Linked DNA regions of Homo sapiens: regions 1 and 3 are each linked to region 2. The links are chromatin loops, found by intact Hi-C in ENCODE. Cell type or tissue: right lobe of liver. All regions are shown on one strand. Links, peaks and the distances in the headings refer to the core of each region. The heading gives the core; the rest is flanking DNA. Region 1 holds the start of LINC01413 (long intergenic non-protein coding RNA 1413). Region 2 has its middle 74 kb from the start of LINC03065. Region 3 overlaps LOC105370832 (a long non-coding RNA gene).

What was found. Peaks named below come from ENCODE experiments on the same cell type or tissue, not always from the same donor. Only the 100,000 strongest peaks of a DNase experiment are listed, where the experiment ranks them.
Region 1: it touches region 2 in a loop (3-fold over the local background); 58 of 110 quality-filtered maps call a loop at or near these places.
Region 3: it touches region 2 in a loop (4-fold over the local background); 18 of 110 quality-filtered maps call a loop at or near these places.

What each region holds. Positions count from the first base shown.
Region 1 is chr15:57,308,813-57,319,689 of GRCh38, reverse strand. It overlaps LINC01413 (long intergenic non-protein coding RNA 1413), which reads right to left and starts at 552. Exons shown (of 5, transcript NR_120337.1): 1 at 234-552. In right lobe of liver, for the core only: no CTCF peak of the experiment used is centred there; no DNase peak of the experiment used is centred there.
Region 2 is chr15:56,807,589-56,818,465 of GRCh38, reverse strand. No RefSeq gene overlaps it. Among named protein-coding and RNA genes, the nearest start is that of LINC03065, 74 kb to the left of the region's middle. RefSeq lists an enhancer at 4,173-4,342. In right lobe of liver, for the core only: a CTCF peak has its summit at 6,611; no DNase peak of the experiment used is centred there; H3K27ac peaks cover 610 bases.
Region 3 is chr15:56,486,365-56,497,241 of GRCh38, reverse strand. It overlaps LOC105370832 (a long non-coding RNA gene), which reads left to right. Exons shown (of 4, transcript XR_007064652.1): 2 at 169-329; 3 at 1,451-1,559; 4 at 4,742-5,094. Among named protein-coding and RNA genes, the nearest start is that of MNS1, 27 kb to the right of the region's middle. RefSeq lists an enhancer at 5,757-6,051. In right lobe of liver, for the core only: a CTCF peak has its summit at 5,919 (motif pointing left); a DNase peak (open chromatin) is centred at 5,931.

The sequences.
Region 1 (10,877 bases), core at 2,383-7,382, 500 kb before region 2:
GCACGGCCCGCCCGCCGCCTCCTGGCTTCCATCTCTCACAGCAGGAGCAGGGCCACCACCTGCCGCCTGAGCCTGTGCCAGCTGTTTCCCACTCCCGCAGAACAGACCCTCACCTGGGGGTTGGGTTTGCCCTCCCCTGCGGAGGGAGGGAAGGAGGGGAGCAGGAGGATGGGGAGGCACAGCCACCCCGGCGGAGGGGTAGGAAACCCGGATACTCTCTACCTGTTTCCTACCTGGACACCCAGAGCTCGGGGCAGCAGACCCCAGACTCCAGGAGCTTTCCCCTGCGGGGCGGCGGGGCGTCCACACCCAGGTACGCGGGGCCACGCCACCGTCAGCCGCTTCTCCCCACCTGTGCTCCGCGTGCTGACCGCGTGTGCTTGGGCTGCAGTTTGCTCCTCGCGGCGTGCCCTGCTCACTGCTCACCATCCCAAAGAAAAAGACAAATGACAGCCCCTTGTTCCCCACCCATATTTTAAGGGAAAAATACTGTGCAAACGGCTTCACATGCGTCTCCGTTTCCAAGCTCCAAGATGGCTGCTCTCAGTACCGCCTCCTTCTTCAGTGTCCCTTCCTGTTCACCATCCATTCACGGCACATTTCCTCAGCCCCACTCTGTGCCTCGGCCTGTGTCTGCTACTTGGAAAAAGGCAAGTTCCTGTGCTCAACTCTGAGCAACTGTTGCTGAGGAAGGAATCAATCCCTTGGGGAGGCTGCCCACCAGGGGCGGATGAGATGTGGGGGTGTGCGGCCACCGCCCTTCTCCCTCCTTCCCTCTTCCTTCCTCCCTCCCCCTTCTTCCTTCCTCCTTCCTCCCTCTTCCTTCCTTCACAGGGGCCTGCTTTACTTTCTGGAGTCAGGTTTAACTGTGTCCATTCAGGCTGCTATAACAAAAATACCATAAACTGGTTGGCTTTTAAAAAATAGAAATGTACAGCTCACAGTTCTGGAGGCTGGGAAGTCCAAGATCAAGGTGCTGGTAGATCTGGTATCTAGTAAGGGCCTGATTTCTGGGTCATAAATGGCCTTTCTTTTATTATTATTATTATTATTATTATTATTATTTTATTTTAAAGACAGGGTCTTTCTTTGTTGCCCAGGCTGGAGTGCAGTGGTGCGGTCATAGTTCACTGCAACCTCAAACTCCTAGGCTCAAGCAATCCTCCCAGCCTCTTGAGTAGCTGGACCTACAGGCACACACCACCACACCAGGCTAATTTTTTTTTAAAGATGGAGTCTCATGCTGTTGTCCAGGCTGGAGTGCAGTGGCACGATCTCGGCTCCCAGCAACCTCCGCTTCCCAGGTTCAAGCAATTCTCCTGTCTCAGCCTCCCAGGTAGCTGGGACTACAAGTGCGCACCACCACATCCAGCTAGTTTTTGTATTTTTAGTGGAGTTGGGATTTCACTGTGTTGGCCAGGCTGGTCTTGAACTCCTGACCTCAAGTGATCTGCCTGCCTCAGCCTCCCAAAATGCTGGGATCACAGGCGTGAGCCATTGTGCCTGGCCTAATTTTTGTGTTTTTTGTAGAGACGTGGTTTCCCTATGTTGCCCAGGATGGTCTCGAACTCCTGACCTCAAGTGATCCTCCCACCTTGGCCTCCCAAAGTGCTGGGATTACAGGCAAGAGCCATCAACGCCTAGCCAGCGACTTCTCACTGTAACCTCACATGGCAAAAGAAACGATGGTTCTCTCTGGGGCCTGTTTCATAAGGGCATTAATCCCATTCATGGAACTTCACTCCTTATGGCCCAATCTTCTCCCCAAAACCCTACCTCCTAATATCATCGACTTGAGGGTTAAGATTTCAACATACGAATTTTGGGGGACACAGACATTAGGACCACAGCAAACAGTAAGCCTCTTCATCTTACTAATGAATATCCCTGGGGCGAAGTTTGACCCTGGGTAATGAAATGAGTGGTTAGTTGTTCAAATGTCACCCATAATGCCACAGAAATGGGGCTCTTCCCTCAGGCTAAGCACAGCTCCCTCTAGCCTTGTTGGTGGACTGCCTTGGTGATGGGCCTGCCTTCCCCACTAGGCTGAAAGTGATTTGAAAACTCTCTTCTAACCTCCAGCCCCACCCATGTACCTTACAAATCTCAGTGATTGACCCCCTGCCTGGCACAGAGTAGATTGAAAACAGTATGGAAGTGACCAGACCTTACCCGATGGGCAGAGGGAGCTCAGAGATGGGAACAGAGCTGGTCCTAGGGCACCCAAGGGGCATATCCTGGCCATGCCACTTCCCACCTAGATAGGCTCTGTCCTGAACATCCTCGATTATAACGCAGGAATAACAATGCCCACATCATGGGATTGCCAGGAGGATCATAGATTATGTACAGAAAACTGGAGCAACAGGTGGCAGGCACTCTCCCACAGAGGGTTCTCTAAAGCAGCTCTCAGATTTGCAGTTGAAATTTCCAAGGAAGAGGTTCCGAGTCAACAAGCATTTTTTGACGGAAGCAAAAACTACTGTGAACCCAACACTGCTCTAAAAAATAAAGTAAATTTAAAAAGAACAGGGAGATTTAGGATCACTGTGGAAGTTCCTGATCCTCTGTGCTAAGTGCTGGGGCACTGAGGCCTGAGAACAAGGGCGTGATGATTGAGGAGAAGGGAAGGAGAGAGCAGAAGTGGGCAGGACCAGTTGGGGGCAGAGAACCTAGAGGGGCCAGGCGGGGCCTCACAGTGGGGACCGAGTGGGGAACAGAGGGCCCTGCGGAGATTCACCCATAGACCAAGCAGGAGAACATAGCTTCTGCTGGTGGATCCTACGACTGCCAGAATGTTGGCTGTAACTTAAAGCCAAGGAGGGTGGCTTTAAGGCTTGGAAGGAATAGGCTCCCTCTTCAACGACCCTGGGAGAAGAAAGAGGGAGATGAGCCAAGGACTGGGGTCAGCAAGAAGTCCCACACCCTGGCAGGGCCTAGGAGAGGGTTCCCTGGAGCAGAGGGAAGTGACAGCAGGGGCACCCCCAGAAATGACTTGTTCCAGAAATGACACCAAGTCCTTTCTGGGGATGACCCCGCTGACTTGGGCCTGCAAAGGGTAAGGCAGGGCTGAGGCCACCCTGGCATGCATGTGGCGACAGGCAAGTGGAGGGCAAGCATGAAGTGCCACTTCAGGCCCAGGAAGGCCAATGGGCAGGGGCTTTTGGTCAGTGTGTCCCATGCACACGGTGAGTAAAGAAGGGATTTCCTGCTTCCAAATGAGGTGAGGTTCTGACTTCAATGACCAGGAACTTACACGTTGATTAATCCTAAATTATTTTTTTCTGTTTTAATACAGTTTATTTTTTAGAGCAGTTTTAAATTCACAGTAAAATTGAGCAGAAAATACGGAGATTCCCCACATCCTCCCTGAGCCCATGCATGCTTCGCAGCCCTCATTATTAACACTCCCACCAGAGCGGTACATTTGTTGCAAATGGTGAACCTACACTGACACGTTATAATCACTCAGAGTCCACTGTCACTCAGTTTACATTAGGGTTCACTCTTGGTGTTGCGTAGTCTATGGGTTTGCACCCATTTCTAATATGTGTCCACCAGTATAGTAATATACACCGTAGTTCCAAAATATACAGAGAACTTACAACTCAAGAATCCAGCCCGGGCAACAGAAGGAGACCTCATCTCTACAAAAAATAAAAAATTAGCAAGGCATGGTGGCGCATGCCTGTAGTCCCAGTTACTTGAGAGGCTGAGGTGGGAGGATAGCTTGAGCTCAGGAGGTCAAGTCTGCAGCGAGCTGTGATTATGCCACTGCACTCCAGCCTGGGTGACAGAGCAAGACCCCATCTCAAAACAAAAACAAAAACTCAACAATGAGAAAACAGACAACGTGATTTTACAGTGGACCAGAGACCTTTATAGACGCCTCACCAAAGAAGTTATACAGATGCAAAATAAACATGAAAAGATGCTCCACATCATATGTTACAGGGAAATGCAAATTAAAACACCAATGCCACTGCACACCTATGAGAACAGCCAAAATCCAGAACACCAACAACATCCAGTGCTGGTGAGGATGTGAGGCAACAGGAGCTCTCATTCATTGCTGATGAGAATGCAGCCACTGTGGAAGACAGTTGGGAAGTATCTCACAAAACTAAGCATACTCCTACCATCCCATCCAGCAATCACACTCCTTGGTATTTACTCAAATGGGTTAAAAACTTATATCCATGCAAAAACCCGCCCATGAATGTTTATAGCAACTTTATTCATGATTGCTGAAACTTGGAAGCAACCGAGATGTCCTTGTGCAACCAAGATGTAGGTGACTGGATATATAAACTGTGGTACACCCAGGCAACGAAATATTGTTCAGCACTAAAGAGGAGCTACCAAGCCATGACAAGACGTGGAGGAAACTTATTGTCAAGTGAAATAAGCCCATCTGAAAAGGCTACGGAATGTATGATTCCAACTAGATGACATTCTGGAAAAGACAACACTATGGAGACAGTAAAAAGATCAGTGGTCGCCAGGGCTTAGCGGGAGGGAAGGATGAGTAGGTCTGCAACACAGAAGATTTTTAGGATACTGAGTTCCTTTTTTATTTTATTTTATTTATTTTTGAGACAGAGTTTCTCTCTTGTTGCCTAGGCTGGAGTGCAATGACACGATCTCAGCTCATTGCAACCTCTGCCTCCAGGGTTCAGCGATTCTCCTGCCTCAGCCTCCCGAGTAGCTGGGATTACAGGCGCCTGACACCATGCCTGGCTAATTTTTCTATTTTTAGTAGAGACAGGAGTTTTGCCATGTGGGCCAGGCTGGTCTCGAACTCTTGACCTCAGGCATTCTGCCCGCCTTGGCCTCCCAAAGTGCTAGGATTACAGGTGTGAGCCACCATGCCTGACCGTGAGTTCCTTTTTTAAAAGATGAAATGCTACAGCCCAAATGCCCATCAGTGGATGCATGGATAAACCAAATGAGACATCGCCATACAATTATTCGGTCACAAAAAAGAATGAAGTATTTACACATGCTACAGCTCGAATAAGCCTCAAAAACATGGGGCTGAGTGCAATAAGCCTGACCAGAAAAGGTCACATATTGTATGATTCCATGTATATGAAATATCCAGAAGAGGCAAATCCATACAAACAAAAAGCAGATTCGTGTTGGCCAGGACCCCAGGGAAGGAGGGGATGGGGAAGTAACTGCTTAATGGGTGTAGCATTTTCATTTGGGGTGATGAAAATATTTTGAAATGTGATACAAGCGGAATGTCCTAAATTCACAATGTTAACATTCAACATCATGAATGTCATTAAATCCCACTGAATTGTACACTTTAAAATGATTAATTTTGGCCAGGTGCAGTGGCTCACACTTCTAATCCCAACACTTTGAGAAGCTGAAGTGGGAGGATTGCTTGAGCCTAGGAGTTCAAGGCCAGCCTGGGCAATGTAGGACCCCATGTCTAGAACAAATTAAAAAATTAGCCGGGGGTGGTGGTGCATATCTATAGTCCCAGCTACTCAGGAGGCTGAGGCAGGAGGATCACTTGAACCTGGGAAGTTGAGGCTACGATGAGCGATGATCATGCCACTGTGCTCCAGCCAGGGTGACAGAGTAAGACCCTGTCTCAAATAAAATAAAATAAAATGGTTAATGTTAGGCCAAGGCAAGAGGATCACTTGAGGCCAAGAGCCCAAGACCAGCCTGGGCCACAAATCGAGATCCCATCTCTATGAAAAGTTTAAAAAACTAGCTGGGTGCATCTGTAGTCCTAGCCACTTGGAGTCTGAGGCAGCAGGATCGCTTGAGTCTGGGAGGTCAAGGTTACAATGAGCTATGATCGCTTCACTGCACTCCAGTCTGGGCGACAGAGAAAGACCTTCTCTTTAAAAAAATAAAAGAAATAGGCCGGACGCGGTGGCTCACCCCTGTAATCCCAGGACTTTGGGAGGCCAAGGTGGGCGGATCACTTGAGGTCAGGACTTAGAGACCAGCCTGACCAATGTGATGAAACCCTGTCTCTACTAAAAATACAAAAATTAGCGAGGCATGGTGGCGGGCACCTGTAATCCCAGCTACTCGGGAGGCTGAGGCAGGAGAATTGCTTGAACCCGAGAGGCAGAGGTTGCAGTGAGCCGAGATCACGCCATTGCACTCCAGCCTGGGCAACAAGAGCAAAACTCCATCTCAAATAAATAAGCAAATAAATAAATAAAAGAAATAAAAGAAAAAATGGTCAATTTTATGACTTTATATTATGTACATTTCACCTCAATTTTTTTTAAAGTTTGCACGTTTAAAAAGCAAGATGAAATGCTGTGAGGGATTCTTCGACCACAGTTCAGCTCCTCAGGAAGGCAGGACTTACTCTCCCAGCTGCTGGGCGCTACCCACAGACAGGCCACAGCTGTCAGCGCCTTCCCTTCCCTCCCTTCTCCTCCCCTCGTGTCCCCTCGCCTCCCCTCCTCTTCCCAGGTGTGGACCCCAAGAATTAGCTCTGATCTTCCCAGGTGTTGACCCCAAGAATTCACCCTAAAGAAACCTCTTTCGTGCCAACCTCCCTCTCTGAGATGGCTTTCTGGGGACCCCTGCACTGCAATCCCATATGTGAAAGCTTTATGTACACATGCAAATAGTGGGATCATAATCTTACTGCCTGGGGACCGGAGGCCAGAATGTACTCTTTGTCCTCACGTAGGACAGACTGCAAGGGCCCCGGTGCCTCTGGTGTTTCTGTTTTTATCATATGAGGAGCAGGTTTGCAGAGTAGGCCCTGTTGTAGCATTTTGGTTTCGCAGTTGCTTTGGAATGCTGCCAGGACAGGGCCTCCGACAGTGGGGAGCTCTGGAAAGACATTCACCCAACCACTCTGATCCCCCAGGTTACTCGTTCCAAGGCTTTTAAAAATAGAAGTGTGAAAACCATTTAATTGCCAAGACACTGTAAGGTTCTGGCTTCTATGGCCATGGCCAAGTTGGAAATGCAGCCTTGGAGATGCATGTGGAAAACAAGTGCTTGTTTTTCCCCCTCGCCTCTGACTCAGATGTGGCAGTCACACTCAGTGAATGTCATCTCGTTCCCAGGCCAAGAGTCATGTGCTGGGCAGTGGTCACTGGACCATTGGTGTGGCAAAGAGGTCGGCTCTTGGTACTGTAATTACACCTGGCGGCGGGGGTTTCCGAAGCAGCCTCTCCTTCCACCTTTGAGCCCAATGAACTGGGCTAGAGATGGGAGTGGCAGAGCTCAGGCCTTGGGAACTCAGGCAAGCCATGCAATCAGGGCCTCAACATTTCTGCCGTCTTATCTTCAAAACGCAAACATCAGAACCGCCTATTTCCACAGGTCCAAGCAAGTGTTTTGAAAAAGCATTTTAAGAGCCTGGGATAAAGAAGGATAACATATCAAGAATGTTCTTAAATGCAGCAAATTGAAATGTGTGATATTTTGCAGAATCAGGCTTGACGTTTACTTTGGTGGAAATTATGAGGGCAGAGTAGGCTGAGCACATGATGATGTAAACAAGATGTCGCTGTAGAGGAGAAGGAACAGGCTTTTCCAAAGCTACAAAAAGCTTTCATTTCCGTCTAGTAATTGATAAGTTCATGATAAACCATTTTCATGACTTCATTAAAGATCCCGAAGGAGTTGTCCACCTGAAACTTATCTCGCCTAAATTTCCACATGCGCTGGAAATAATAAAACTGTTTCATTTAAAAGATATAATTCAGATTGCATTTTACTAATTTGGTGAGGCTTCCTCCACTTAAGAGAGATTGTAGTTGATGAAACACCACATCAGTTATGTAAAATATTAAGACATTGATGATGTGGAAACAATATAAGTGATATTATGTTGAAGGACAGTTGACTCAGTTTTGTTGATGGAGTGCAATGCCAACACCAGCTGGTGTCAGCTTCCCAACGGGTGCCACAGTGACCACACTGAACGGCTAGGCCACCAGAGGTGGGGAAGTGTCTCCAGGAAGAGCTGCCGGGATGGGAGGCGGATCCCACTAAGCCTAACCTGGATTCTGGGTATAGCTGTGTCTGATAATTTCTGCGCCATCAGCCTCCAGCAAAACATTTGCTGTTTTGTGTGGGAAAGAAAGGAAGCAATAAGAAGTGTGTTTTGGGGCTGGGCGCAGTGGCTCACACTGTAATCCCAGCACTTTGGGAGGCCAAGGCAGGTGGATCACTCGAGGTCAGGAGTTCAAGACCAGCCTAGCCAACATGGCGAAACCCTGTCTCTATTAAAAATGCAAAAAATAGCCAGGCATGGTGGTGAGCACCTGTGATCCCAGCTACTCAGGGGGGGTGAGGCAAGAGAATCACTTGAACCTGGGAGGTGGAGATTGCAGTGAGCTGAGATCACGCCACTGTGCTCCAGCCTGGGCGACACAGTGAGACTATCTCAAAAAAAAAAAAAGTGTATTTGGGGTGAAGGTGCCTGGGAGCAGAGGTGAGAGAGGTGAGGAGCGGAAAGAGCTGTGTGGAGCCTGTTTCCCAGCATGGCCCCAGGAGCTAAGTCTTTCCCCAGCAGAGAACAGCCTAGTGGCCATTTTCACAAGCGTCTTGGTGAAGTACAGAGCACAAGTCGAGGCTCCAGGCCTCAGTGAGATAGCAGGACACGGACTGGAGAGCGGCCCTCATAGACGCATGTGGAGCACAGTGTGACCACAGGGGCACTGAAGCAATTACGGCACCGTTTAGCTACTTGTGAGGTTTGCTCTGAGAGGACACAGAGCTGGAGGCAGCACCTCAGAGAAGCCATGGCAGTGAGGGGACAGCACTCGTGTGTCCTTCATCATCAACACACACACACACACACACACACACACACACACACACACACACACATCACCCCAAGGCTCCAGTGGGAGGCTATGAAAGGACTGGGAGTGGGGCCCGCGAGACTGCATCTGGAGGTTCCCAGGAGGGCCTGGATGCGTTTATGGGGAGCCTCCGTGGTTCTGGGTTTTGCGAGTAAAGGGGGTCGATGAGGGAATGAATGCCCACAGAACTCTGTGGCTATGAACTTGACTAGCATTGTCCTGGCTTTGGTGGGAAGGTGAGACTGGGAAAAACAAGGCAGATGCAAATCCCGAAAAGCAGGCTTGAGATTCTATGGCTAAAATCCCCAGAAAGACTTCCGGCTTGTTCCAGGCACTTTCCGGGAAGAGGACCGGGCAAGAGAAGAGTTTGTAGTTCACATTGTTAGCAAAGGCAAGGCAGCCATGAGCACGTCTCACTCCGAGTTTAAACTCCTCGTTCAGGGTAGTTTTGGGGATATTGTTATTCTGCGCAAGTAACTCTGGGCTAAATGGCAATCAGGGTGGGATTTAGTGTTCCTCCAAAGCCCGCTCTGCATCTGGAGGTCTACGCAGAGAGGTTTGCTTTGAAGGAGATGACACAGCTGCACTGTCTCCCGTCTCCCTCTTCTTCTACCCCCAGGAAAAATGTGGGCCAGGACTCGTCTTAGGGTGTTAAGACAGAGCCAAAAGGATCACCGCCAAAATGGATAAGATTAAAAAGTGATCCTCCAGCTCCTTCCTATTTTACTAGCAGGATAATCGATGGGCTCGGCACAGAGACCTGACACTGCAGTGAGAGAGGGTGGCACCAGCTTGAATGATGCAAGCAGCATTTTATCGTAAAAAAAAATTTTTAAATTTGCAGTTCACTTTGAAATACAGGAAGTAATTCTTTTTCAGAAAGATTCATCTTCCCCACTTTGTCCTCTTAGTCTTTTTGAATGAACATGACTACTTTGAGCAGGTACCAGCCAGATGAGCACGGCAAGAAAGTTGGGGGCCGAGGTAGGGGGTGTTGTAGGGGGGCCTGTGGGAGGTTAGCCTCTTTCCAAGAATGTTCAACCCAAGGACTGGATAAGCCTAGACCGGGTTTGTACAAGATTTCCCCATTGAACAGCATCCTCCACGGGGTTCCCCATAAACTCTATTTATGAATCTAGAGCTGCAGTTATTGAATAATTATTGGAACATAGATCAGAATTTTTGGTTAAAAAAAGGCAGGTAAGGGCCAGGCATGGTGGCTCACGCCTGTAATCCCAGCACTTTGGGAGGCCAAGGCGGGTGGATCACGAAGTCGGGAGATCGAGACCATCCTGGCTAACACGGTGAAACCCCGTCTCTACTAAAAATACAAAAAATTAGCTGGGCGTGGTGGTGGGCACCTGTAGTCCCAGCTACTCGGGAGGCTGAGGAAGGAGAATGGCGTGAACCAGGGAGGCGGAGCTTGCAATGAGTGGAGATCGCACCACTGCACTCCAGCCTGGGCGATGGAGCGAGACTCTGTCTCACAAAAAAAAAAAAAAAAAAAAGGTAGGTAAGGTCAGGGTAGAGACACAGTGGGTTAGAGAGCCCTAGGGGATGGGGTGCTGCTGGTTTCTACTGTAAACCTTGAGTTCAAAAAAGTATCCATGAGTGTAGATCAAGGGGCTCTAAGTCCTTCCCGTTGACAAGAACTATTTGCAAGGGCAGACCAAGCAGATCCACTCACGGGGACCCCTCTCCCCCAGCAGCACCTCCATGCTGTGCAGGTCTCAGCAGCGCTTTGTTAGCAACCTCGGTCCCACCATCCTGGTCTGCAGCCCTCTCAGCTCTGTCTCACTGTTGCTTGTCGGATTGTCACCCCACACAAGCTCAAGGTCTGTAGTTCTGGCAATCATTTCTGTGAATGGAAGTGGAGGTGGTGGTGGGTGTATGGACTGATTTGAGTCCCCCTCAAATTCACATGTTGAAATCCTAACTGTAGTAATGCACAATGTGATTGTATTTGGAGACGGCTGGGCGTGGTGGCTCACACCTGTAATCTCCGAACTTTGGGAGGCCGAGGCGGGTGGATCACTTGAGGTCAGGAGTTCAAGACCAGCGTGG
Region 2 (10,877 bases), core at 3,585-8,584:
ACAACTTTGTAGCAACGTACAGAAGAGCCTGAATTCGGAAGGCAATTTTACAAACTTTCCTTTCTTCCTCCCTCCCTTCCTTTCTTCCTTTCCTCTTTCCCTCCTTTTCATTCTTACCTTTCCGTATCTGAGTCACAGTATTTAAAAGTATGTTGTACAAGTGGTGGATATGATAAAGACTTCTTTACCAAACTTTAGTCAGGTTCCCCTGAACCCTCTTCTCGACTAGGCCTCTCCCCTGGTCCCCATCCTGTCTTTGGCCTGCCTGGTGTAGTTTTAGGAAGAGTCCTGCCAAGTCAGTTTATTGAGAATACCCTCCCTTGATACCTGATCACCCCTGGTATCTGATGAAATTCATTTTATCCTATCTCCTACCCAGTTTTGGAATCCCTAAAACCTCAACTTGTAGCTCAGTACATTATCCCTTCCCCTTACTTTTAGCTGCTTAACACATTTTATGGTAATCACTAATTCATCACATGGAAGTGAATAAGAACCATTTAATATGATTATCTTCTCCATTAAAGCTGTCATCATAATTAGAGCTGCAGTGAACTGTTTGCCAGGAATTATAACTTCTGCCAAGAAAAACTTGGGTGTCATTTTAGAAAAATTCTTAGGTGGGGGAGGAGGAGATCAGGGCCATCTGTGTGGGGATCCAAAGCTGAATAATGATAAGCAAAGCCCCTTTCTCCTATTCTCTGCCAAACTCTGGCCAGCCCTCCAACTGGACCTTGCCAAAGACTTTAACATGAACTAGCTTTCAAGGTAGTCCAAGAAGCACACCCTCTCAGGGGAAGAAAGCCTTTGGAAAAGGCAGCAACAAATAAACATCAGGCCTCTGTACATAAGGCTTTCTAAAAGTTGTTCCAAATGGTTTTGTTTGCTACCCCACTGTTTCCAGGGCAACCACCTAAGCCAGGACAGAAGTAGAAGGAGACATGAGGCTAGAATGGGACCACCCACTGCAATTCTCATTTTTATCCTGATGGCAAGAACCTTTATATCGACTCAAAGTGTTTGTCAGGCCTCTGGCTGTGAATCACTGGAATAACATTTTGCCCTGATGGAAGTGTGTCACAGGCTGCTGCTCCCACATCCCCCCCATACTGAGGTGTTTTTAAATGGAACCAAATATCCCAGGGGAATTTTCTCTGCACTACTAGCATTGCTTTGTTGCACATTTTTAGATTACACACTGTAAATTATAGCTGAAGAAAATACAGTATGCTAATTTCCTCCTGCATGTCTTTGAGTTATTTTTAGGAAAAGTGTCTTTGGAATTCAGCTTCTCAGGTAAATGTTTAAAATGAAGAGAATAATAAGACTAAGGCAGAGGGATGCTCCAGGCTCAGACCACAGCTGTATCACAGTCTGGCAGTTTGTAATGAGCACAACTTGCACGTCCAGCATGGATTTCAGCTGCCAATAGTGGAAGAAGCTCTGGACTGGGCATCAGTAGATTTGGGTGTGCATGCTGATTATGCAACTTTGGATAAGTGACTTTGGAGGAATTTGTGTCATGTTCCTAAGTCTTGACTTCCTCATCTATGGAATAAGGGTGTTCAGCGAGATCTCTAGAGTGCTTTCCACTTCTCATACTCCACGGCACTGTGTGCTAAACTAAGCAAAACGACCTCAAATCACATGAGTAGATTGTGTTGACTATCTTTAAAAAGAATGAATAAACTCAGGCCAGGCGCAGTGGCTCATGCCTGTAATCCCAGCACTTTGGGAGGCCAAGGTGGGTGGATCACTTGAGGTCAGGAATTGGAGACCAGCCTGGCCAATATGGAGAAACCCCATCTCTACTAAAAATACAACAATTAGCTGGGGGTGGTGCGCACCTGTAATCCCAGCTACTCAGGAGGCTGAGGCAGGAGAATCGCTTGAACCCGGGAGGCAGAGGTTGCAGTGAGCTGAGATCACACCACTGCACTTCAGCCTGGGCGAAGAGTGAGACTCTGTCTAAAAAAAAAAAAAAAAAAAAAAAGAATAAATTTAATCTGTGAACATTATAAATTCAGGAGCATAAAATACTTCAGCCTGCGTTCTTCATGATCTCTTACTGCACTGAGGTTGTTAATTTTTTCACGTGGTGTGCTGGATATCTCCCATTTGCCCTTTAGATCCACGTTCCATCTTTCTCCACCCTGGCAGACTGTCCTATAAGGACTACAGCACACGCTTGTGTCCTGTGGCTTCTAGGTGAGCTCAGCAAATGTGCAGAAGTTTGAAAAAACAGTTGAGTGTAAGGTTGCTCCCTCCCTGCACCTTGCCTGTGAGGTTGCCATGACTGCATTCGGCAACCAAAGGTCACAGCTCCAGTAAAGCACCCTCTCTACCTAGCTGTCTTCAAATTTCCATAATAGATTCCTCCACTTGTTGCTTCAGGTCTAGGGGCACTGTACGACCCCTGTGGTTCTCTATGCCCAGTCTATATTTTTAAAAACTCGTTTAGGCTGGGCATGGTGACTCATGCCTGTAATCCCACCACTTTGGGAGGCCAAGGTGGGAAGAATCCGAGATCAGCCTAGGCACATAGCGAGACCCCGTCTCTAAAAAATTAAATAAATAGAAATAAAAGATAAGTAAAAACGAGTCTTTATTTATTTATTTATTTATTTATTTATATTTTAAGGAGGGTCTCACTCTATCACCCAGGCTGGAGTGCAGTGGCACAATCCTGGCTCACCGCAACCTCCGCCTCTGGGGTTCAAGTGATTCTCCTGCCTCAGCCTCTTGAGTAGCTGGGATTACAGGTGCCCACCACAATGCCTGGGTAATTTTTTCTTTTTTTCTTTTTTTGTATTTTTTAGTAGAGACAGGGTTTCGCCTTGTTGGCCAGGCTGGTCTCAAACTCCTGACCTCAAGTGATCTGCCCGCCTCGGCCTCACAAAGCGCTAGGATTACAGGCATGAGTCACCGCATCCGGCCAAAACTAGTCTTTATTAAAGTCTCCCCAGAGTTTCCATTGTGAATGAGCCTTCTGTTTCCTGCCGGTGGTACGCTGACTGATACACCCAGTTTCTGGGGATTACGGGTGTGGCAAGACCACAAAGTCCATGGTGCTTATTACTGAAATACATAAATTTACCTTGAATGCATCCTTTTTTTTCTCTTTAATTGCGGCTTAGAAACGATAAGAATCTCTGTGTACTGCTGCTTTGTTATGTAGTATTTGACCTCTATCCATGCTCGTATTAAACAAGATTCAGAAGCAGATAATAGAAACCATTCTAGTAGTTTTAGCAAGAAAGGATTGGCTACAGGGAATCCCATGCCCACAGTTACAGGGGCTGGAGGAGTGGGCTGTGGACTGGGTTCCAGAACAACACTAGAGAGCTCACCTGTCTAGAGAACTATCTCTGCAACAATCTGGAAGCTGGGGATCAGGAAACCACTATACCACTCACCAGATCCTAGATCACACTGCCTTGCCACAATTTGGCAATCAGAAAATTGTGGACTCAACTGTTGGCCCCAAACCATACTGTAACAGATTCGTACCATCAAAATGAAGGCCTGGGCACTGCCTTCCTTCCTACCTGACTCAGTGCTAACTTAAATTTTCACACAAGTACATCTTATTGGTGGATCCTAATCATATTCCTAGCTGTATGAAAGTCTGGAAAATGTCACTTTTAGTTTTCTAGCCTCTGCAGTATAGGAAGGCACTCTACAAGAAGGGTAGAATGAATTCTGTGCAAGCCCCTCTGCTCTATCTGCCACAAAATTATTTCAAAAACGTGAACTTCGGGCATTCAAAAAAGAGCAAAATTCAAATCTTTACTCTAGGATTTATTAGCTGCGTGACCTTGGACAGGATGCAAGGTCCAATATTACTCAGCCAATTTTTCCTCTGTACAATGGAAGTATAATATATACCTCACAGAATTGCCATTCATTCATTGATTTATATCTCTATCAAATTTTTACTGATTTTTACCTTAGTACCAGAAGTTTTAGTTGAAAGTGACAAAAACTAATTGGTTGATTAAGCCAAAAAGAAAACTATTAAAGGATATTTGGTAGGTCGCAGAATTGCCAGGAGGGCTAGAGAGCCAGGCTCAAGGATGAACTTCCAGGATACCACCACAAACAGTTGTCAGGACTAGCCTGAAGACACTGCTACTGCCTTCACCTCCCAGCATTCAATGCTACATTTTGCACCGCCAGCAGGAACTTTACTGACACAAGCACTACTGCCAGCCCTGTTATAGGAACTCAACAATGCCACCTCTGAAGGCCAAGTGGCAGTGGTGTCACTCTCACTGGCAGAAATGGATTCCATGTGGCATTACTTTCTCACATTGCTCTCATCTCAAAGAAATTTCACAAGGATGTCTGATGGGGCCTGAGTCACATGCTTGTGCCCAGCTAGCTACAAGGGGGGTGAAGAAAGCATAATTTCTGATATCTAATTTGGGGAGGAAAGAAACTTCCTAACCAAAAGGAGAGTGTTCACAGGTGCTGAGCTCCAGACAAAATAGACTACACCTACTCCAAATGGCTAAGCAAAAAGGATATTTATTGGCTCTCATTCTCTTTCTTACTCTTGTTCTTACTTTGCTTTCCTTTCCCCGAGCTTCATTTTCAGGCATTCTCTCCCTGGTGGCAGGTTAGGCCCTGAGAGCTGTAAACTTACGTTCTACCAGCCAAGCAATCCCTTGGAAAGAATGTGTCTTTCCCAATCATTCCTTCAGAACTCTGTGGCTGACTCTATTGATCTGACTTGGATCACGTAAGCTTTCCTAAATCATTCACTGAGCCGAGAAGATGGAATAAATTTACACACAATTTTGGGTTACATGCCAACCAAGCTGTAGAGGTATAGGTTCAGCCCTTCTAGAACTGTCTGGCTCAAGCATCGCGGAAGAAAGTTTTTATAAAGGAAACTTGGGATACTGGCAGGTGAAAACAATTATTGTCCACTATAATCTCCCAAGCTGTTTGATATCCATACACACACTCTCCTTCTCATACATGCAGCATCATCATAATTGTTATCACCTGCAATAGTGCAACTCTTTTACATACCTCTCAAAACTCCCTCCTTCCCCAAGTGCTAGGCCAGTTACTGCATCCACCTCTCAGCAACATGCATTATTCTCAGGTTGGCCCAGAATAGCTCCTTGTGTATTGGCAAACTGAGGTTAAATGATAAATTTAACCTGATCTACAATGGTAGAAATAGGTCAGGTTATCTTAATTAAAGAAAAAAAAAACTCACATGGAAAAGGGAAGGGGAAGAAACAGCTTAGAGTGGTCATTGGCAAACAGAATTTGTCACATCCTGCTTCTCAGGAATAAAAAGTGCTGTCTGCTCCAGTGACAGAGTGGATATATTGGTCAGCAAAAGTAGTTGATTCTGGTTTTCTCCTCTGGGAGAAGAGCCAATGTCCAGTATCCACTGTGGTCACCTCTGAAAAGGACAGTGGAGAGGATCACTTGTGAGGGTTAAACTAATTTAGAACCTAATTTTCTATTGAGAAGAGTTCAGGGGCCTGGAGATTACCTTAGGTTGGTTAAGTGTTTATCCAGAAATAACAATTTTCTTAGAAACCTAGTAGGCCCTCCATGCACATCCAATGGTAGGATGTCCTCTCTCATAGCAACAGGCCTTAGAGCTCTGCCCTTCCCTCCAGCTCTCAGCCACAAAGCCTTCAATTTTAACATTTCCTGGGGGCAATGACAAGCAATAGCCTGAGTCGAAAGAGATAAAACCAATCTCAGCTCCAACATCCCATGTATTTCAGTGGTTGGGCTGTAAATTGGGGACTAAGTGAAGCCTCATCCGTCAAGGAAGGCCCAGAAGGAGGTGCTTAGTAGAGCTTTTCCGGGAGACTTTTTTTTAGCTCCTCTTAAGTTTTCAGAATCTTAAGACATTACTTCCACTAACTTTAACTCAGGGGAGAGAATTCAGCTTAAGATTATCTGACTACTATCCCTCTTTGATCACAGGCCACAATTAGAAAGGGCTTCCCTTAGCAGTTTCTGTTCTCTCTCTCTCTGCTTTCTGATGACCCAGTTGTCTCTTACTTGTAGTAACTTATCTTGGGCTAAAAAAAAGTATCCAACCTAATCCAACGAGCTGACGTTTTTCTACTGACTCTCCCAAATCTCCAGCTGGACAGACACATTGCCTGAGTTTCCAGATACAACATGCTTTTGAAGATAGGCATTTCCCAGCCAGAGAAACGGAGGTCCACACTGTCTCCTGCCTCACCATGACCCTTCCAACTTCACATTGTCATTCTAAGTGTCAGTTGTAACTGTTATGTCCAGGAATCAATTTCTACTTCAGTCTATTTCTGTTTCTGCGCAAACAAAAGAAACTCACTCTGACTATCTTAAGCTAAACAAGAAATGTGCTCAAGGATGTGGACTGGCACAAATAATTAAAAGAAATGCTAAGTAAGCACCAGGCTGTGAAAAGGCCAGGAGTCAAAACAGCTCTAAGTATCCAGATAGTAGGAACTAAAGGTCAGTCTCTTTTCGTGGCACTGTTAGCGGGATAAATGATCTCTGTCATTTTCTATCTCTACGTTACTCTGCTCGAGATTTAATTTTTAGGAGACAGAGTCTGAATGGCATTCTTGGGTCACACATATACTCACCTCTTGAGGGCAGGGCAGGACATTTTGAATGATTGCCTCACCAAGACTAGCAAAAAGATTGTTTCAAGGTGTTTTTACCAGAAAAAGATGGAGTGAATGCCAGGCAGGCAAAACCCAAAGATGGTCAATATTTGCTATGTGCTAAGCACTGTGCTAGTCTGTCTGGATCCAAAGATAAATGATGATGGCTAACATTTATTAATCATTTGCTAGGTGCCAGGAACTATGTATTATTTCAGATAATCTTTTTAATAAATAGCGTAACGTAGATACTCTTGTTTTTGTTTTTTTTTTTTTTTTTTTTTTTGAGACTGAGTCTCGCTCTGTCACCCAGGCTGGAGTGCAGTGGCATGATCTTGACTCACTGCAACCTCCGCCTCCTGGGTTAAAGTGATTCTCCTGTCTTAGACTCCCGAGAAGGTGAGATTACAAGCTTGTGCCACCATGCCCAGCAAATTTTTGTATTTTTAGTAGAGATGGGGTTTCACCATGTTGGCCAGGCTGGTCTTGAACTCCTGACTTCAGGTGATCCACCTGCCTCAGCCTCCCAAAGTGTTGGGATTACAGGCGTGAGGCACTGCACCTGGGCATAGAGTAGATACTCTTATGTCTTAGTGATGCATGATTTTTCACTCCTTAAGGCTTAGCTAGATCTGGGTTCTTGTCTCACAACCAGGAAACATTAGTCACACAGACATCAAAGAGTGAGTGGAGTGTAATTTATTAGGCAAAAAGGAAAGCTCTCAGCAAAAAGAGGGGTCCTGAAAGCAGGTTGCCAGTTGGCCCCCTTCAAAGTTGAATACAAGGGCTTCTATATATCTGCTGATGGGGCTGGGTTCCTGTATTAGTCCATTTTCATACTGCCGATAAAGACATACCCAAGACTTGGCAATTTACAAAAGAAAGAGGTTTATTGGACTTATAGGTCCATGTGGCTGGGGAGGCCTCACAATCATGGCGGAAGGTGAAAGGCACATCTCACATGGCAGCAGACAAAAGAAGAGCACTTGTGCAGGGAAATTCCCCCTTTTAAAATCATCAGATCTTGTGAGACTTATTCACTATCACAAGAACAGCACAGGAAAGACCCGCCCCCATGATTCAATCACCTCCCACCGGGTCCCTCCCACAACATGTGGGAACCCAAGATGAGATTTGGGTGGGGACACAGCCAAACCATATCAGTTCCCCATTTTTGTAAGGTGTGAATTCCTGGTGACTCCACGCCATCCTTCCAGTGTACTTGCGGGGCCCTTAGCCTGAGTCCCGCCACATTGATTTATTTCCCTTACCGCACATGTGCTAAGGGACAGAATTTTTCACCGTGGGCATATTTAGTCAAGCCCCCTGTGCACAATAACCTTGGTGGGTCAGAGGTTCTCTGGGGACCCTCTCCTATCTGTCTAGGATAGTTCTCCGCCTCCTGCCTCTATCCTTAGGTCAGTGTCATAGGTTTAATTGTGTCTACCCTAAATTCATATGTTAAAGTGCTAACCCCACTATATCAGAATGTAATTTTATCTGGAAACAGTCATTGCAGATGTAATTAGTTAAGATGAGGTTATTAGAGAGGACCCCAATCCCATATGACTGGCATCCTTACAAAAAGGGGAAATTTGGATACAGCAAGATGCACACAGTGAGAACACTATGTGAAGATAAGGCAAACAGTGAAGTGATGCTCCTACAAGCCAAGGAATGCCAAGATTGTCAGCAAACCACCAGAAAGGAAAGGCAAGGTGTGGAAGACATCCCTCAGAATGATCCAACCCTGTTAACACCTTGATCTCGGATCTCTGTGAGACAATAAGTTTCTCTGTGAGAACTGTGAGACAATAAATTTCTCTTGTTTCTACCACCCACCTTGTGGTACTTCATTATGGCAGCCCTTGAAACTAATGCAGTTGGGTTCTCTAGAAGCAGAGCCTGAGATGAGCTTATTATCCAAGAGCTCAATGAAAGGAGTACCTTCCTAGGCTTCTCCTGTGTTTTCCAAAGTGGCCACAGCATTATTTCTGGTCCCATATACTCCACTAGAATATTGTCACTTCTCCCTCAAGAAGACGAGTCTTTAAACTTGAATGGGCCTTGTGACTGTCTTTACTGATAGAATAAAGTAGAAATAACACTTTGTGACTTCCAAGTTTAAGTCACAGAAAGCAATTTAGCTATCATCAGGCTCTTTTGCAGGGTACTCTCTCTTAGAACCCAGCCGCCATGCTATGAGGAAGCTAAAACTAGCCCATGCAAAGAAATCACAGGCAGAAGGACCAAGGTCCCCAGTGAACGGTTTGTATCAGGTGCCATACATGTGAGGGATGAGACTTCAGATGATTCCCATCCCCAACCTTTGTCTTCCATCTCACAAATCTTTTAACCTAGAGACAAGTCACTACCTCAAAGTTCCTGACCCACAGAATCCATGAGCCTAATAAATGGCTGTTTTAAGCCACTAAGTTTTGGGGTAATTTATTTTGCAGCCATAGAAACTGGAACAGGTTTTTACCTGGAAGCGGGGTGTTGTAATAAAAATCTAAAAATATGATAGTGGCTTTGGGGAAGAAGGTGGAAGTTGGAAGGACCATGAAGATACTGGTAGAAGAGTCTGATGGTCCTCAAGAAGGCTTGTAGAGAGAGCTTGAAGTAAAGTAAGAAAAAGTTCTTGGAAATTGGAGGAAGATCTTTGTTATTTAGTGGCAGAATGTTTAGCAACACAAGGACCTGTAATAAAGTAGAAAGCAGAAATTATACCCAATGAACTGAATTATCTAGCTAAGGAGATTCACTGGAAGAATGTTGAAGGTGCCCTCTGGCTATTTCTTCTTGTTTACGGTAAAAGATGAGAAGAAAGAAATAAGATGAACACAAAACTGAATTTGAAAATAAAACTGTCACTTCTAGGCTCTGTAAGATTGTCAATTAAGGAAAATGCTTCAAGGCAAAGATGAAACCTAGGTAAGAACAATAAGATCCTTTGATATGATCTCAGAAAAATCTCAAGTGATTCCTCAGAGAACAATTTAGTCAGATAAAAGATCCTCTAAGGATCTTAAGGGCATATCCCACAGATCACCTTTATCAAAAAAGGGCTTATAAGAATCTTAAAGATGTTGTCCCTTGGGAGCCTAATAGGAAGACCAAGGTAGAGAAGGGCTTATCTTGAAGGAGACCTTTGGGTAAGAATTCTGTTTAATGGAGTGGATTATAATATAATTCATTAAAAACTCAAAGATTTTAAAAGAATTATATCAACTTGGACTGAAAGATATAGAAAATACAAAATGAAATCCAAATTTCTGTGGGCAGAAACAGGCTGCAAAAATTACTCAGCCATAAACATGGGCTATTTTCCATGGAAAATGAAGATGGCCAAGAGGGTAGAGCCAAGAGCCAAAGTGAATTGTTCCCAGGCAGTAGAATTGATCCTTTAATCAAGGAACTGGCAACATATGTCCAGCTAGATTTCAAAATTGCTGTGGACCAGTGAATCCTGTGTGTATCAATTTTCTTCCTTTTTAAAAAGCAATGTTCATAGCAGTATTTTCTACCTGTTCCATTACTGCATGTTGGGAATGTGCAAGAGAGTTTTGTTTCTTTAGTTCATAGGTCTACATATCAAAAGGAAATGTTCCCAATAGGAAGTGGGCTGTTCCAGGGGTGAAGCCCTCAGAGGGATATCATTTCAAATTATCTTTTTGCTTTCCCCTTAGGGGCTCTTCCTTTTAATTCTACGTGTTGAGAGACCTCTTATCCTTCAAAGAATTCAAGATGTGCTGGGAAAATAATTGTGTAGCAGATTCTGATAGTTCTCTTCCAGTGTCCATTCTCCTCTTTTTCAGTAAAAGAACCCTTGCATTCTAGCTAAACACATGTCTGCCAGGAACAAAGATTGCATTTTCCAGCTTCCCTTGCAGCTAGGCTTGGCCATTTGTTTAAGTTATTGTCAATGGGATGTCACTTTCAAAGAGTATACCTAAAATAAGGATTATGCCCTTGGTTGTATTTTCTCCTTCCTGCTGGTAGGAATACAGATGCAAAGACCAGCTCTATTCAGCAGTCACACTGGATCATGTCTATACAGTCATACCCTAGGGTTGATAAAGAACAAAGCTGGAAGGATCCTGAGTCCCTGCCAAATTGATATTTTATATCAGAGAGTAAAATCTTGAGTGTTAAAGCCACTGTAAAATTGGGGTTTCCATCCCATGCTATACCATCTCATCCTCACAAATAAGATGTCATAGATGGTAGAATTAT
Region 3 (10,877 bases), core at 3,773-8,772, 320 kb after region 2:
GTTTGCTTATTTTTTGCTTAGCTTGTGTTTCTCTTGCCCCCTCTCCACTTTCTCCTCATGGTATGAAGTTTAAATATTGACTTTAAGCCTGTCTCAGAGGACTTCCTCAAGGTAGACCCAAACTATATCACATTCCTCATAACTACTTCTCTGGTTACCTTCCTAAAGGCAACGTCTACCTAGAATATCTGCTTCTCGCTGCCACATGTTCCTTCCATTCCATTCCATGAAGTCTACTTAACGAGCCCCTTCAGTAGAGAAGTTCTCAACGAATCCCTTCTGGATCCAGGCATTCTGATTACTGTATTATGACTGTGCACTCTACCCAGGTACATGTCAGCTTTCCTAAAATAGTCTGCAAATCTTGTTTTGAGTTACTTTTGTGTTACGACACATTTTCACTTGGGTACATGCCGGCAGATTAGTACACTGTGCTTACCATTTACCACCGAAGAAACGATACTGCTGGACAACAGGGAGCTTAGAATATCAATTTGAATCAGAGTGCCATCTACTGGTACAAATGCTACAATACTATCAGCAGGATTACATGATGCTCGATAAGCATTCAATATGTTTACACCCACACATACACATGAATTGTTCTCACAGTTTGATTAAATAATAAGGAATATGCTATATATATAAAATGAATACTTTGCTATCACCTTTAGTAATATCTATGTTTTTGAAAAACATACAATGATGACATGAGAAAATATTTCCATTTGGATCCTCTAAACAAAACTGTCATCTCCAAAAGATGGGTGTGAATTCTGGACTATTCCCTCTGGTTATTTTGTAACTTAGATTTTTAAATATTTATTGAAAATCATATTTGAAATAAGGAACTGAAACAATGTACAATGAAATGTCTAAATGACATTAAGTTCCTAAACAAGTAGCATTGTGTTGTGAAGAAAACTAGTTTTTGTTTTTATTTAAATCCAGGAACTTAGTTCTTTTATAAGGTGAGCCATCCCTACAGGACTGACTACACCTTTATGTCACGAATGGCTGAGAAAGCGTGATTTCTCAGCACAAAGGAATGTGGAAGGACTTTATAAAAGATCAATATTAAAAACATTTAATCTCTGCTTGTCAGGGTAACATCTTAGCCTATTAAATATTTTCTCAAACCCTTTAATAAATCCAATATTTTTACTCATTCTAAATAAAATTTCCTTGTGGGTAGATTTAAATAAAATGCATAGAAGTACGTCTGTAAATTAAGAGAAAACTTTTTTGCGCTCACATAGAGGCTGATTTGGATAGCATGGAATCATTGGCAACCAAACAGATGCCCTCATCTATAGCCCAGAGACAGCTCTCAGGTGTACAGAGAACATTTCATTTCCAACAGAGAGGTGAACTTAGAACTTGTCACTGATTTTTGCACCCTCTTAATCTTCCTGTTTATTCTGTGCTTCATTAAAGTCAATCTCCACAGGGCAGACTGTCATCTGAGCCCGGCCTGTCCTGCTGTCTGCTCTCTCCAGAGAGCATCCTTCATCCTGATAAACAGGCTGCGAGCTGGACATGTGACTGAGCTCCTTAAGGTAAATAGACTACAGAGAGTTGTTCCTTCCATGCTGGCTCAACAGAATTTGATAAGCAGAATCATTGACGTGTGCATCATAGTGGAGACAATGCTTTTCCAAAAGATGGGGTTTCAAAGTTACTGTTGTGAAAGAAATAGAGGATATTTATGTTTATCTTTGTGTCACACCATGCCTTTAAACGCTGTATTAGCTAGTGTCATTCATCTGCCAAGTGTCTCCCTCAGGATTCAGCATCATTTATAGAATGTCTTTGCATGCCAGTTCTGGGCTAGGCACTGAAGATGTAAAGACTTATATGGGGAGGGAAAATGGTGGCCATGGTAGGAAACATAGCAAAGCTCTCTTGGGAAGCCATAAAGCATGCCATATTAACAATGCCAGCCTGTGTGCTGAGTGTAGGGTGTGCCTGTTTGTTGGACTCGCAGATCATGTTATTCCAGAGCAATTGCTTTATCTGGATGAAAGGGCAAAACCGGGGCCTGAGACTGGTTTCCAGGCAGCACTGTTCACCATGTCTCATGTTGACAGATAAAGCACAAACTTACCTCTGAGGATCCATGGCTTTCTGTCTTACCTATTAAACCAGACCTCGACCAGACTCTGGGGAATGAAAGTCTAATCTCTCAGGTAGAAGGGCTTAAAGGAATCTTATATCCCTGAACTGAGGACAGTTAAGTTTCTATGACCACCAGCTGAGTACTGGAATTACTTTTCCAACAGCTGGATGATGGGAACTCTGAACAAGATACCCCAAGTGTCATGGCAAGGGTAAAGCCTCAGATTGTGGGTGGCCCCATAAGAAGTGGGGAGCTTTCATCCCAGTTGATCAGGGCAAGGAAGGTCTGTGTTTGACAAGTGGAAAGCATTGTAATGAAACTTGTTCCTACTTAGCTGAGAAGGAGGGTGTAGTCACGGAGGACTCTCAGCCAGCCCAGCCCAGTTTTCTCAGTTTATGAGAAACAAAAATCCAAGAAGTGTCCTGATGGTTGTCCCTTCTCAATAACTACTGCAATTTCTGCTTGGGAGGCATAACCAACAACAAGAAAACCAGGACAGCTCTAGGAGATGGGTCACTGCAGGCTCCAGGCCCAGGGCAGGGCATCAAGGGCAAGGGCTGCAACATCAGTAGGGCTGCCATCCTGTGCACATCCTACCCATCTTCAAAGCTTAGTGTAACCAACTACTCTCCCTTTTAGCTCTCCCTTCCCTCCCTGGACCACATGCAGCTCTCCCTCTTCTGATCTCCTCTTACAATGTGGTACAATTAAGCAATTTATTATATTAGTCTCATAGTCTAATTGTTCCTTCTATGTTGTGTTACCACAATGAGATCACAATTGTGTCTTTCATTTCTTTGAAATCAGAACACACAAGATCAGATATGTGGTAGGTATTTAATACTTAACCTAAATTAGAGAATCAGAAAAATGACTTTGGGGAAACATTTATATAGCTTCTGCCTTTAACACAATAGAAAACAGATCCAGAGAACTGCTGCTCTATTTGTTCTACAAGCATCTAGTGAAACTTCCAAGCCACTGTGCTGGGTGCTGTAGGGGGAGACAGAGATGCCCAAGAAAGGAGCACTGGCCTCACAGACCTTTCAGTGAGGCATGAGAAAGAGTACGTGTGCACCAGTTATCAAAGATGGAAACCCATGTGGAAGGTGAAAACAAGGCTGTGGAATCTCAGGTGAGGGAGGTAGTGGGTCAGCTGAGAGACTCAGATGATTTTATGGAGACAGTGGCACCTGAACCCAATCTTGAAGGATTTGATATGTGGGGTTTGGGGAAGAGTACCCAAGTTTGAATGCATTTTGGCCTTTACCAAGCTTTAAGTCCAATTTAAAACCAGACCACAGAGTCATATGTGCCAACTGTGATTGTGGCTACAATTCATGCTGAGTGCTATAGTTTGAATGTTCCTCCCTGACCCACCAAAGTTAACATGTTGAAAGCTTGATTCCCAAAGCAATGGTGTTGGGTGATGAGGCCTAATGGGAAGTGTTTGGATCATGGGGGCTCTGCCCTCATGAATGAATTAATGCGGTTATGGCAGGAGCATGTTCCTTATAAAAAGACGAGTTTGGTCCCTCTCTCTCTGTCCTTCTACCATGTTATGACACAGCAAGAAGGCCCTGGTCAGATGTCAACACCTTGATCTTGGACTTGCCAGCATCTAGGAATATGAGACATAAATTTCTGCTTTTAGCCAGTCTTCTCAGGTATGCTATGTTATAGCAGCGCAAAACAGACTAAGACACTGAGCCTCCAGAGGGCTTACTGAAAGAACACTTTGATCTGCCTGAATTGGAGCTCTTCTTGATGTGGCCAACCCCAGCTCCCCCATAGAAAGAAAGCTGCCTCTCTTCTTGTTTCTAAATTTCACTAGTCCCCTATTATCCACACCCCACAAGTGCAGGGAAGCTTCCAGTCCCACTCTCCTTTGGCAGAGTCAGGCAGAGACAGGGCACTGACCCCACCTGGTCTCGCCCCAGCACGTTAGACCGTGTGTTTACTCTACCTGCTGCAGTCCTGGCCCCCACTCTATTTTATGTAGGGTTCAAACTGTGCTCCTGGAGTCTGGGCATGAGTGCTGGCCACTTCTCTCTCAATTCAGCCCATACTCTGCCTCTAGAGTTTGCACTTCATCTGGAGGGATGCCAGGTGGAGCCTATTTCTGAGAAAAGCCACAGTGGTTGAGCAGTTCAGACAGCACAGACAGGAGCAACCTAGCCCTCTGCAGCTCAGACCTCTCCTCTTAATTCCTTACTCTTCCTTGGGGTTGGCTTTCCACAGCCCTCCAGCCTGAACAGCAGGTTCCAGACAAGTCAGGACACCCTTGTTTTCTCTCCCTGATGCTGCCTGGAACTCTGTCCTGCCCCACCTCTAGGAGTAGCAGCTCCAGCCTTGTTCTTGATTCTGCTCATCTGGCTCACCCTCACTGGGCATCTCTAGTGGCCAAAGAAAGTCTCCACGCAATATCCTTTTTTTTTATTTCTGTTTGCTTGCTTTTATCTCCCTTTTCTTATTCCCTTAGGATTTAGAGGGAGAGGAAAAGCATGAGGGTGCCAGGACAGCAGTATGGGAGGCACAGAGGAGTACTGGATAATGCACTGCTTTTTGCAAACTCAACTTAGAAGACTGCCCAATCAACTTGCTATTCTTTCTTCTTTCTAGACATGAGTCTTCAGTCTCCTGCCCTCAGCTTAGCTGGAAGCTGGATGACAGCCACATTAAGAGGCTTTCTGCAAGTGGCTTTTGGATGAAAAGGGGGCCTCTCAGGTACTCCACTCTCACGTTGCAGGCTCTGCAGCAGCTGGTCTATCTGGTGGCACTGGGAGTAAGTAGTATGGGAGACCCCTCCATGCCGGGGTCCCCTGGAGTGTCCTCCTCATAGCGTGAGGGTTCTTCTCAGGGATACTGAGGATAATTCACAATGGCTTTGTAGTTGCAATATTCTTTTTTTATTTCTTAAGTTTCTGTGTCCCAAATTTTAGTACAAATAAACATTTATATACATGGCAAGAAAATATGATCCATGCTAATCATTTAGTAAATGTGTGATTTCTTGTGATTTCACCTTGTCTAGTGTCACCCTCTTTGAGGCAGGGCAATCAATCAGGACATTAGCCATTTACTCTCCCTCACCTTCCAGCTACTCCTCACTCTTATCATCCGACTTTGAATGGGAGCCTCGCTCCTTCACCCTGAGCCGTCCATCAAGACCCAGCACTAGGGCCAGGTCTGGTGACGGTGGCCAGACTGCTCACACTGCTGCCCCAGAACATCCAGGTACTTTTAAACACTACTTGCTTAGGGCTTTCTGTGGCGTTGGACTGACTGAAAAGGCTAGGGGGGTGGCCATAATTGGTCCCACAGGCTTAGTATTTGAAAGTGTGGGTAGTAACCTCTAGACTCCCGGCCTGATGATGCGAGAACCTCAAGCTCTGAAAACTGGTGGGTCCAGGACAGCCCAGCTCCCGGCCAGTCTGATTAGGTGGGAGGGGAATAGAACAGGATCCCACCTGGTCCTTCTCTACCTCCATCCCCAGAAACCCCATCAGGGGTTGTTAAATATCTCAGATTAGCTCACCAATAAGTCTCAGGATATATTCACTGGCGAAAATGGCATGAAATGCACAGACATTAAGTTCTTAATATTTATCTTCTCCAAAGGGGTTTAACATTACTAAAAACTGAAAATAAACTCAACATAGCTTGCATTTTAGAAATGGTCCTGTAGATGTGTGATAAAGATGATCCTTTTCAATCTGCTAAGCAAATGTTTTAGAATCTGTGAACCCAAGGCTAATTCAGCCAGAAAGCGTGTTCTGCAGATTGCAAGCCTTGGCTCCCTCTAGTGGCCCTGACTGAGCCTTCGTTCCCGGCTTAAAATGCCCAGGACTTAAGAACTGTATGGGGATTTCAAAGCTCAGCTCAGCTAGCACCTCTTCCTTTTAATGCTCTGGTGACTCTTGACTACATGTATGTCCTCCCAGTATGAGCAACTTTGTTATTTTCTGTTGCTAACAACTAGCATTTTTTATATTCAGTTTATAAGTGAATTGTTTCTTGTGTATTTTCTTTCCCCCCAAAAAGTCACAATTGTGTCTTCGAAATGGGAAACACAGTATCAGGCATACAATACTAGCTAATACTTTAAATTTAGGAATTATAATATTAGAGTTAGTAGAAATGTTTGTATGTTAAGAAAGCTTCTCCTTTCACAAAATAAGAAACAGATCCGAGAATCACTGCTCTGTTCATTCCACGAGTGTCTGTCAAGTGAAACTTCCAAGTCACTATGCTGGGTACCATGGAGGAGACGGAGACATTCAGGAGATAAGCCCAAATCTCATGGACCTTTCAATGAGGCATGAAAAAAAGGACAGGTGCACCAATCATCAAAGATAGAAACCCCTAAGGAAGGTAAAAGTAAAGCCTGAGGGATCTCAGGTGAGGGAGGTAATGAGTCAGCTGAGGGACTCAGCATGGTGTTATGGAGAAGGTGGACCTTGACCTTGGCTTTGAAGGATGTGTAATATTTGATTATGTGGAATAAGGGGAAAGTGTGGTGGTGTGAAAGCACATCCAGGGAGGGTACTGTAAAGGGAGAATATCAGAAACTAAGACATGAGTGCCTTAGGGTCAAACTACAGAAGGTCTTTTTATTTTATTTTTATTTAAGAGAAGATCTCACTCTGTTGCCCAGGCTGGAGTGCAGTGGTGTGATCATGGCTCACTGCAGCCTCAAACTCCCTGGGCTCAGGTGACCCTTCCACCTCAGCCTCCTGAGTAGCTGGGACTACAGGTGCACACCACCATGACAGGCTAATTTTTGTATTTGTTGCAGAGATGAAGTGTCACCATGTTGCCCAGGCTGTTCTCAAACTCCTGGGCTCAAGCAATTCTCCCGCCTCAGCTTCTCATTTACTTTAGTTTCTTAAGAGACAGGGTCTTGCTGTGTCACCCAGGCTGGAGTGCAGTACCATGATCGTGGGTCACTGGAGTCTTGACTCCTGGGCTCAAGCAATCCTCCAACCTCAGCCTCCCGAGTAGCTGGGACCACAGGAGCATGCCACAATGCCCAGCTAGTTTTTATTTTATTTTATTGTAGAGACAAGGTCTCACTGTGTTGTCCAGGCAGGTCTCAAACTCTTGGGCTCAAGCGATCCTCCCACCTTGGCCTCTCAAAGTACTGAGATTATGGGTGTGAACCACCATGCCTGGCCTACAGAAGGTCTTGAATGGCAATGAAGAAGCTTGTATTCTGTTGAGCAGGAAGCGGGACTGGAGGAAGAAATTGTAAAAATTCCAGCTTCTTGAATATGTATTTGGCTCCTTTTAAAAAAATGGATTCTCCATCCAGCTGTCCATTTATCATTTATAGAGAGATTAATATAGGAGATTCTGGTGGGGACTAGATATCTGCTAAGTTTACTTCTTAATCGATATTACATGATTGGGATTTTTGAGCCATAAATTGACCCTACATTATAGGAGGGAAGACCTTGCATTTTTTTTGTACTTAGTAGGTGCTCAATGAAGGCTTCCTCAATTAACAGATTACATGAACAGGGTTGTGTTTCAGAAAGAGGAATTTGGCAGCAAGGTTTAAACTAGATTGGCAAGAAGGGAGAGACTGGATACAGGAAGGCTGCTTAGGACATTATTACTCATTTTCAAGGCCTAAACTAGGTGAGTGGAAATAAGAGTTGAACGAAGAGTAACATTGGGGAAGTAGAATCAAGATTGCTATTTTGTTGTGATTATTTGTGACCCTCTTCCTCAATGAATTGACAGTTTCATGAGAGCAAGAACTCTAACTTATTTGGCATTGTATCCCCACTACCTAACAATAACTAGCACATGTATGTGCTGAGTATGTATTCAATGAGCTGTGGAATAAATGTTGACTGGCTTTTGGAATAAGTAATTGAGATAGTGTTATTTGAGGGGCATTGGCCATCCAAGCCCCGGGACAAGGAGCAGCCAGAGATGCTGGATGTGAGCCTAGCATTTGAGTGACCCTGGCCCAGGGCAGAAGGGACACAGCACACAGCAGCAATCTCTGCCTTCTCACTATCCACTCCCTTTAGCCTGTGCTGGGCAGGCCTTCACCCCTACATCCTATAAAAGCTTTTCACATTTGAGTCACCCACACCCTCATGTCCTTCTCCCCTCTCTCTCTCTCTCTCTCTCTCATTTTACTTAATGTCTCATTAGCATTTGACACAGTTGATCATGCCATTCTTGGAACAGTCTCTTCACTTAACTTCCAGGATACTACTGTCCTGGTTTTCTTCCTACCTTGCTGATGGCTCTTTTCATTCTAGTAATTCTGGCTTAGCTTTCTCTTCCCATTTTTTTAAGAGATGGGGTCTTGCTCTGTCACTTAGGCTGGAGTGTAAGGTATGAACATAGCTCACTGTAGCCTTGACCTCCTGGGCTTACGTGATTCTCCCCTCAGCCTGTCAAACAGCTACAATTAACAGTTTTTAATCAGTGGTTTCCACCTTAGCTGCACGTTAGAATCACTGAGGAGTTTTAAAATTTCTTGATACTCAAACTGAACCCCAGACCAATTAAATCAGATATGTGAAGGATGGGTAGAGGTTCAACATTTAAAAAAAAATCTTCTGGTAATTTCAATGGGCATGGAGTGTTGTAAACCACTTCTGTAAATATTGAAGTTCCTCAGGGCTCAGTCCTTGATCTCTTATACCCTTGATCTCCTTGATATCCCTAGTCCCATGGGTTCCAAAAGCATCTTTATCAGTTGATGTGTAGATCTATACTTCTAGCCCCAGCTTCTCTTCTGAACTATAGATTTATATACACAAGTGTCCTATTTAAGATCTTCAGTAGGATGTAGACATCTCAGATTTAACACGTCCAAACACAAGTCTTTATTTTTCCCTGGCCTCCAAGTCTACTCCTCCAGTGTTCTCCATCCCAACTGATGGTACCATCATTCATTCAGTTATGCCAGGAAGGACACCTGGGAGATATATTTGAGTCATCTCTTTGTCATTCCTTACACCTAATCCATTGCCAAGTCCTGTTGGTTTTATTTCTAAAATTCATTCTGAACCCAATCAGTTCCCATAACCTCTACAGAGCACCACTATGCTCAACCTTACCTGCTCTATAACTCTACCTTTCCAACTGCTTCACCTGACTTCACTGTCATTCCCTTACAGCCCTCTCCTCAAGCAGCAGTTGGCGGGATCTCTGCAAACTTAGATCACATCGTATTTCTCATTCTTTAAAAAAAATCCTTCTGTAACTATTTAGAACAAAATCCAAATTATTTGCTCTGACCCCTGCCTACTGCTCCAACCCATCTGTCATTCTCCCCTTTGTTTGCTGTGCTCCTACTACAAGCCTTTGCCTGGGATGCTCTTCTGCCTAAATCTTCACGACTTGATGTTCACCATTCAGGTGTCTGTTCACATGTCACCTGTTCAGAAAGGTCTTCAGTGGCCTCACTCATCACAGCTAAAATGGTCACCTGGTTGTCCTCTAACTTAACCTTGCTTTATTCTTGTCTTAGCCCTTCTTGCTTTCTGCAACAATGATATTTGCTTATCTGTTTGTTTCTTTGTCTTCCTCCAGTAGAAGGCAGGGACCTTGTCTTGGTTTTTTACGACTGTGTCTCTGGCACCTGGTAGGTTCTTAGTTATTATTTGTTGAATGAATTGTCAAATCCAGAATTGAAGTTCAAACTGATAGTGAGGCAAACTGCACGACCAAGGTGTCAGTGTGGGGTGGATGAGTAATCACAGCACAAGGCACAATTAATCAAAGACTCTATTAAAGGTATTCAGGAAGATTATCTGGGTCAACGCTGGGTAGACTGTCTGTCTCCCCTAAATTACCATTCCTGCTCTAGTTATAGTATCCGAAACTCTTTCATTGGCAATTCAGATTCATGCTTCTATGTTGAAAGATTGTACCTTCTTTTGAATTCTCTTCTAAAATTCAAATATCCTCAGCATATTTCTATTGGCTATAAAATATTAGGGGGAAAAGATGTTCTGAGAGACCAAGAGCAGAGGGGACTAAGAACAGAGAGAAGGCAGATGATGGCCACACGAAGTCATCTTCACTATGCTGTAATGCCTTTGACAGAGCTCTTTGTGGGAATCAGTCCTAGCCTTCAAGAAGCTGTATAGCTAGAGGCCTTAACAACAACAACAACAACAAAAACTTTGTGTGGATCCCCACTGGGACTAGCAACCCCCTAATTTCTCTCTCCCCTACGTAAACTCCAATGCCATTTCTCAATTCCCAGTATAGTTTCTCAAGTATGGAGACTTAACAATTTTGTAGCCTACTTTAAATGCCCTTTGCACTCCTGATTGTTTTTCCATCACAGCAAATCAACCAGCCCTACTTGTTTCCAGAGGAAAGTGGTTCTGTAGCAGGTAATTTTAACATATCCAAACAATATCATATTTTTAAATGATTATTAAAAATGTATACATCTTTAATGTAAAGCAATACATTTTAATAACATTAGAAACAAAACATTTGATTACATTGGTATTTCATCTTGGGTTCCCAGAGAAACAGTCTTAGAGACAGAGATTAGCATGCAGAATACATATTAGGGACTGTATTAGTCTGTTCTCATGTTGGTATGAAGAAATATCTGCAACTGGGTAATTTATAAAGGAAAGAGGTTTAATTGACTCACAGTTCCACATGGCTGGGGAGACCTGAGGAAACTTACAATAATAGTGGAAGGGGAAGCAAACACATCCTTCTTTGCATGGTAGTAGGAAAGAGAAGTGCCTAGCAAAAGGGA